2 separate regions of the Homo sapiens genome follow, and region 2 is linked to region 1. Evidence: chromatin contacts called from ENCODE Hi-C or POLR2A ChIA-PET data. All regions are on one chromosome and are shown on one strand. The core of a region is the stretch at or near the end of the contact, and the rest is flanking DNA. Distances in the headings are between cores, read along the strand shown. Region 1 overlaps RABGAP1 (RAB GTPase activating protein 1). Region 2 holds the start of STRBP (spermatid perinuclear RNA binding protein).

Evidence for each region. A loop is a pair of places that touch in the nucleus more often than their neighbours do. ChIA-PET counts read pairs that join two places held with the same protein, here RNA polymerase II (POLR2A). Pooled maps may share reads with other maps.
Region 2: a loop to region 1 is called in a pooled map, with 5 times the contacts of the local background. The contact joins the promoter of STRBP here to the enhancer-like site in region 1. A Hi-C loop is called at or near these places in 9 of 50 pooled maps. POLR2A ChIA-PET finds 5 or more read pairs at or near these places in 3 of 52 experiments (GM12878, HepG2 and MCF 10A).

Annotation. Positions count from the first base shown.
Region 1 is chr9:122,990,121-122,993,214 of GRCh38, reverse strand. It overlaps RABGAP1 (RAB GTPase activating protein 1), which reads right to left. Exons shown (of 26, transcript NM_012197.4): 6 at 3,002-3,094. Among named protein-coding and RNA genes, the nearest start is that of GPR21, 42 kb to the left of the region's middle. Within about 2 kb of position 1,539, at least 2 of the 41 ENCODE cell types and tissues checked have a DNase peak (open chromatin) inside an H3K27ac peak, as active enhancers do.
Region 2 is chr9:123,266,951-123,270,044 of GRCh38, reverse strand. STRBP (spermatid perinuclear RNA binding protein) reads left to right here and starts at 1,459. Exons shown (of 19, transcript NM_018387.5): 1 at 1,459-1,609. RefSeq lists silencers at 1,034-1,513, 1,684-1,733 and an enhancer at 1,133-1,633.

The sequences.
Region 1 (3,094 bases), core at 290-2,789:
CTTTGTCTATATTTATGTTAAAGTAAAACCACAGTAAATCTTGTGTTATACACAAATATGAGTTGGACAGGGGATAAGTAATATCCATAAACCAACATGTTTTAGTACTCTATTCAACACTTAATTTCTACTTTTAAAATTTGCTATTAATATTATACACAGTATGTTGGAGAACATTCATAATAATAATTCTTTGAAAACCTCAATGATTATTTCTGCAGATAAATTTCCATACATATTACAGAATTACTGGATAAGAGGAACTACCTTTGACAAGTTTAAATCTGACAAACCAAGGTATATTTTGCTAGGATTTCATACATCTAAAGTACTGTTGTGTTAACCTAATATATTTAGGTATAATAATTATTTTGGTATAATAATTATTTAGGTATAATATTTAGATAAAATAAATATTTAGGTATAATAGTAAGTATATAATAGGTTTTATATAATAATAGGTATATAACTATTACATAATTTATATGTATAATATATAATTATTATTATACCTAAATAATATATATTAACCTAATATATTTAGGTATATTGATCATTATACTTAAATAATATATTTAAGTTAACATAACAGTATTTATTATAAACCAGAAATTCAGCAAAGCCATGTAGCAAAAGGAGAACAAAGTCCTAACAAATGTGAAAAGCAAATCTGACCATCCAGGGATTTTCTGTAATAGCACTTTGTCAGTATTAACAAATAGAACAGAGATGTTTATGATCATTCTACCTTGAATATGCCTGATTTCAGAAGGAAGGGAAGTTATACTGATACTTCTGAGGGATCTTAATCTTTCCTATTTAATAATTAGAATTTACAGACCAAAACTACATAAATATTTTCAATAAAGAAAAAAAGGCCAGGCATGGTGAATCATGCCTATAATCCCAGCACTCTGGGAGGCCCAGGTAAATGGATCACTTGAGGCCGGGAGTTTGAGACCAGCCTGGCCAACACGGCGAAACCCTGTCTCTACTGAAAAATAGAAAAAATTAGCCCGGTATGGTGGCAGATGCTTGTAATCCCAGCTACTCAGGAGGCTGAGGCATGAGAATTGCTTGAACCTGGGAGACAGAGGTTGCGGTGAACCGTGATCGTGCCACTACATTCCAGCCTTGGTGACAGAGCAAGGCTCTGTCTCAAAAAAAAAAGAAAGAAAATATATTTAGTTTAAAGGTTGCTTAACAAGGTAAAAAACTACTTAAAATTATACAGATTATAATTTTCACTTTGCAGGGCAGGAAGGTACATTGCAGGAAGGACTACCTCACAGCATTGCTTTGAGAATAGAAATAGTCAGGAATGGTTGGCTCATGCCTGTAATCCCAACACTTTGACAAGCTGAGACTATCACTTGAGACCACGAGTTCAAGACCAACCTGGGCAATGTGGCAAGACCCCATCTCTAGAAAAACTTAAAAAAAAATTAGCCAGACATAGTGGCATGCATCCGTGGTCCCAGCTACTCAGGAGGGCGAGGTGGGAGGACTGCTTGAGACCAGAAGGCTGAGGCTGCAGTGAGTCATGTTTGTACCATTGCATTCAAGCCTGAGCAACAGCGTGAGGCGTATCTCAAAAAAAAAAAAAAAAGAGAGAGAGAGAATAGAAATCTATCTAATTAGAAAGCATAGAGCACAATGAGTCATACTTTACTCCTCAAAGTTTAAGCTGCACTGTACACTAAATTGGCCACCAGATGGCATGACAATTCCAAAGTCTGAAGAAAGACTAAAAATTATCAGTTTTTCTAATAATCTAATAAACCAATCACTGTGCTTAATTTAAAAGCAAAATATTAGAAATATTCATATTTTTATATAACTTCATTTTACCAATTTAATGAGGTAGTCATGGAGGAAACAGACTTCTACATGCAATTACTGATTATAATACAATCATTTTGGGACATGGGCTGTAATTTTAAAAACATCAAGTCATCTTGCAACCATAAAATTTTAAAGTGAGAAAGGGTTTTAGAGTCTAGCCACCTCATTTAATAAATGAGGAAACTACTGACAGATGTAAAGAAACTTGGAAATGGGGACACTGTTAATAGTAACAATAATTAAACTAAAGCTAAGTTTTGACTTCTATTCCATGGTTCTTTCCACCACTCAAAGGATTATCATTATATTTAAAAATTAAAATCAGTCACTTCTAACCCTACAAAAGATTAGACTTCAGACACAGACCTTATTTCTCCCCTTCCAATGTATGCAGATAACTTTACTGGGAAAACTTGACTTGAAAAGGCTTAAGATTTTTAGATTATTAATATAAGTAAATCAACCAACTAAAACAAGCAAATACAATCAGCAAAACAAATATAGCTACAAATCCAGCTGACTAAGCTTTGGCCATATATATATATATATATATATATATATATATATATATATTTTTTTTTTTTTTTTTTTTTTTTTTTTGAGACGGAGTTTCGTTCTCGTTGCCCAGGCTGGAGTGCAGTGGCAGGATCTCGGCTCACTGCAACCTCTGCCTGCCGGGTTCAAGCGATTCTCCTGCCTCAGCCTCCCAAGTAGCTGGGATTACAGGCACCCACCACCACGCCCGGCTAATTTTGTATTTTTAGTAGAGACAAGGTTTCTCCATGTTGGTCAGGCTCATCTCGAACTCCCGACCTCAGGTGATCCGTCCGCCTCAGCCACCCAAAGAGCTGGGATTACAGGTGTGAGCCACAGCGCCTGGCGGTTTGGCCATATTTTTGTGAGCAGTTAGCCACTTGGTATCTGACTAAAAGAAGGTAGCAACATGTTCCCAATATGACAATTTTTTTAATTGCTTTAAAATTCTTCAAACTTTGCCTCTGTTAAATTTATGTATTTATATGCCTTTATCATCCAGATTTTTTTTAAAAGCCCTCCCTTTAAAAGCCATCATTTTATGGTATGAAAGTTATAATCTGACCTAGAATTTCCCCTGAACCACAGCATGTTAATACATGAATAAAATAAGATTCCCTACCTAAAATAACCTTTACCATCATCTTCTTTTATTTCTAAAGACACAGAGAAGGTAAAGATGTCACTGTCAGGAGTCTGGGGTGCAGCAGTGGCT
Region 2 (3,094 bases), core at 210-2,709, 280 kb before region 1:
AGGTGTGAGTGGTCAGAGGTGGGGAGAGGGTTTAGAAAGGGATTTGCGGCCTGGCATCTGTCTCAGGAGACTCAGGCTCCTACACACCTGGGCATACTCTGGAAACAACAGTACTGTAGTTCTGTGTGGCTGGAGGGTCACATTGGCCTGAAGGAGGGGCAAAGGGAAGGGCGTGCACCTTGAAGCTTAAGGCCAGATCACCAAGGCCTTTTCAGTTGAAATTGGGTTTTTTACACTTTATTCTGTGAATGAAACAGAGCTGTTAAAATATTTGAGCCTGGTGTGTTAGAAAGATGAAAAGGGGCCCCAAGGGGGCTGTTGTGGGGAGTCCCTCCTCAACCCCTGGGCTGTTCAAGGTCCTCTGTCTTGGCACTGAGTGGTCAGGTCGTTTCTGCTCCAGGCTGGGAATTGTCTTAGGGCAAAGACATTGTCTCATTTGCCAGTGCATCCCTGCAGCCTGCAAACCCCCCGGTATACAGCAGGGACTGTATACTGGCAAGCAGAATGCTGGGCACCAAGAACTTGAGGCCAGGGACTGTAGAATAGAAAGCGAACCTTTAATTCTTCCCCAGCGCCGCCCCTGGCACAGAGCTGGTAGGTGTTCAGCCAAAGTCTGACCCAACCATAAGGAGGTCAGAGAGGTCCTGGGCCCAAACTCAATCCCAGCGAGGTTCATTATAGGCAGGTGAAGGAGAGGTGATTGTAGCAGCTTCTGTTCAGCGACTGCTGTGTGCCAGGATTCACACCTATTGTCTTATGCCATCTCCCCAACAGCTCCTAAATTGGAATTATTGTCCCAGTTTTCCTGATGAGGAAACTGAGGCTCAGAACGGTTCTTGGTAACTTGGCCAAGGTCACACAGCCAGCAAGTAGGTGGGCGGTGGCACAAGTCAAAGCCTACTGGCCTGCCCCTCTACCTCGGGAGGCAGTGCGACGCCTACTCCATTTGTGTGGCTGCTGGGGTTGGGGGGCATCCCGCACTGGGGTGCGGGGCCCGGGGAAGGCGGCTAGCCGCCGCGGCTCGGCGCAGCTCCCAGGTTCGGAAGTTACGAAGTTTCCGTGCATTTCGCTAGCCTCCCAGCGCAGCTCGTCTCCGCTCCGCCGCAGTTACGCCGCTAGCGCAGCGGGGCTCAGGTGCTGCAGCGAGCGGGGGCCTGGGGCCGGGAGGAAGGCGGGGACGCAGTTTACGTAAGCGTCCGCTGGCAGGTGCATAAGGCCGCCGGCGGCGAGTGCTCCCTGCGCGCTCCCAGGTGCGCACTTGGCGCAGGCGGCGGCACAGCAAGGCGGCGGCGGGCGCTGGCCGGCGCTCTCAGGTGCGGCAGGACGCGCGTGGAGGGGGCGCGCGGCGAACGAGGGGGCGGGCTTTCCGTTCCCCAGCAGCCGCGGGGCCCGCCCCCTGGCCTGGCCAATGGGCGCGCTCGACGGTGTCACGTGCTCGCTGCCGCCGCTGCCGCCGCCGAAGCGGAGACCGGAGCCGCGAGCGCCACCAGGGCAGCAGCCGCCGCAGCCGCCGCCGCTGGGCAGAGGAGCCGGAGACGCGAGCGGGCGAGGTGGCGGCGGCGGCGGAGCGGGAGCGGGTACCGGGCGCGGGCAGAGCGCGGCGGCGCGGGTAGGCTCCGGCGGCGGGGCGGGCGCCTGCGCGGCGGGCCGTCCCGGGCGGGCGGCGGTTAAGGCGGCGGTTGAGGCGGTTGGCGGAGCCGGCCCGGGCCCCGCATTGTTTGTTGTGCGTCCTTAGCAGCGGCGGCGGCGGTGGCGGCCGAGGCGGAGAGCAGGGAGCAATCCCGGCCCCGCGGCTCCGGCATTGTGGCCGCCGCCGCCGCCGCTGCGGTGCCCCGGCCGCTTCGGGCAAGGGCAGCGGGCAGCCTTCCTCACCTTCGCGGGGACGGGGTCCCGGCCGATCAGGGGAGGGCGTGGGCAGGGTTGGGGGACGCGGTGCCGGGAGGTCTTCCGGGACGGAGGGCTCGGGGCTCGGGGCAGGTGTTGGAGGACATTGGGGGCAGGAGCTGGGGAGAGGCTTCGGGGGGCAGGCGGAAGGTGTGGGCAGATTTGGGGGTAAATAGGGGTGCAGAGGGATCCGGCCCAATGGAGGAGGAGAGCCTTCAGGCAGGTTTGGGGGGCCCCCTGGGCCAGGCGAGTGCGAGATGGAGGACATTCCGTCCGGTGGGGGGGGGCACTATATTGTGGGGTTCAAGAGGGAATGAGGGGGCTTTTGGGGAGGGCAGGGACGAGTGGGGTGGGAATGGAGGGAGAAGACTGGGGACTCGAGCAGGACTGGAAGGAGCGCTGCGTGCCAGGGGCAGGGAGTGGGGCGGGTATTAGGAAGGCCACCGGGACGCCCGTGAAGGGGAACGATGGAGGAGGGGGTCGGGGCAGGGGGAAGTGAGGGCAGGCAGGGAGCGCCTGAAAGGGAGGGAGGGGAGCAGGGTGCCTAGGCTTCTGGGGTGATAGGGAAATGAAGGGTAGGCCCAGGGGCTCCAGGAGACCTGCGAGGGGTGTGAGGGAGTGTGTGGCCAGGTGTATAGGGGAGCCTGCAGGGAGGCGGGAGGGGGTTGACATGTAAGGATAAAAAGGCAGGTATCTGGTGCTCAGGGAAGAGGAGTATGGGGTGGAAGGGGGAAGTTCATTGGGGCAGAGACTTAGTTTGAGGGCTTGCAGAGAGAGGTGGGGACAGTAGGAGAAGGGTGATGGGGATGGAGAGCAGGAGGTGTGTGGGGCATTTAAAGGATAGCGGGAGAAGTGCGTGAAATGGAGGGTGTTTATGCAGGAAGTATGGAAGAAGGTGGGATCAGCAAGAGAGGGAATTTTGAGGTAGGACGGAGGGTGAGGGGTTCTTGGCAAGTGTTGGAGGACGTTAGGGGCAGGAGCTGGGGGAGAGGGACAGGTGTGGGGTGGCGTGGAGTGTGTGAGGTGGAGGGCAAAAGGGGGTGGGGAAAGGGAAGTGTTCTTGGAGTGGCAGGTAAAGTGTGGGGACAAATGGAAGGAAAGATTTCTGAGGCGGGAAGTGTGGAGCGGTTGGGGAGGAGGAAGGTGGAGGGGAGGGTGAGAACGAAATCAGTAGAGGGGGACAACGGGATAGACTGGAGGGGAAGGTGGA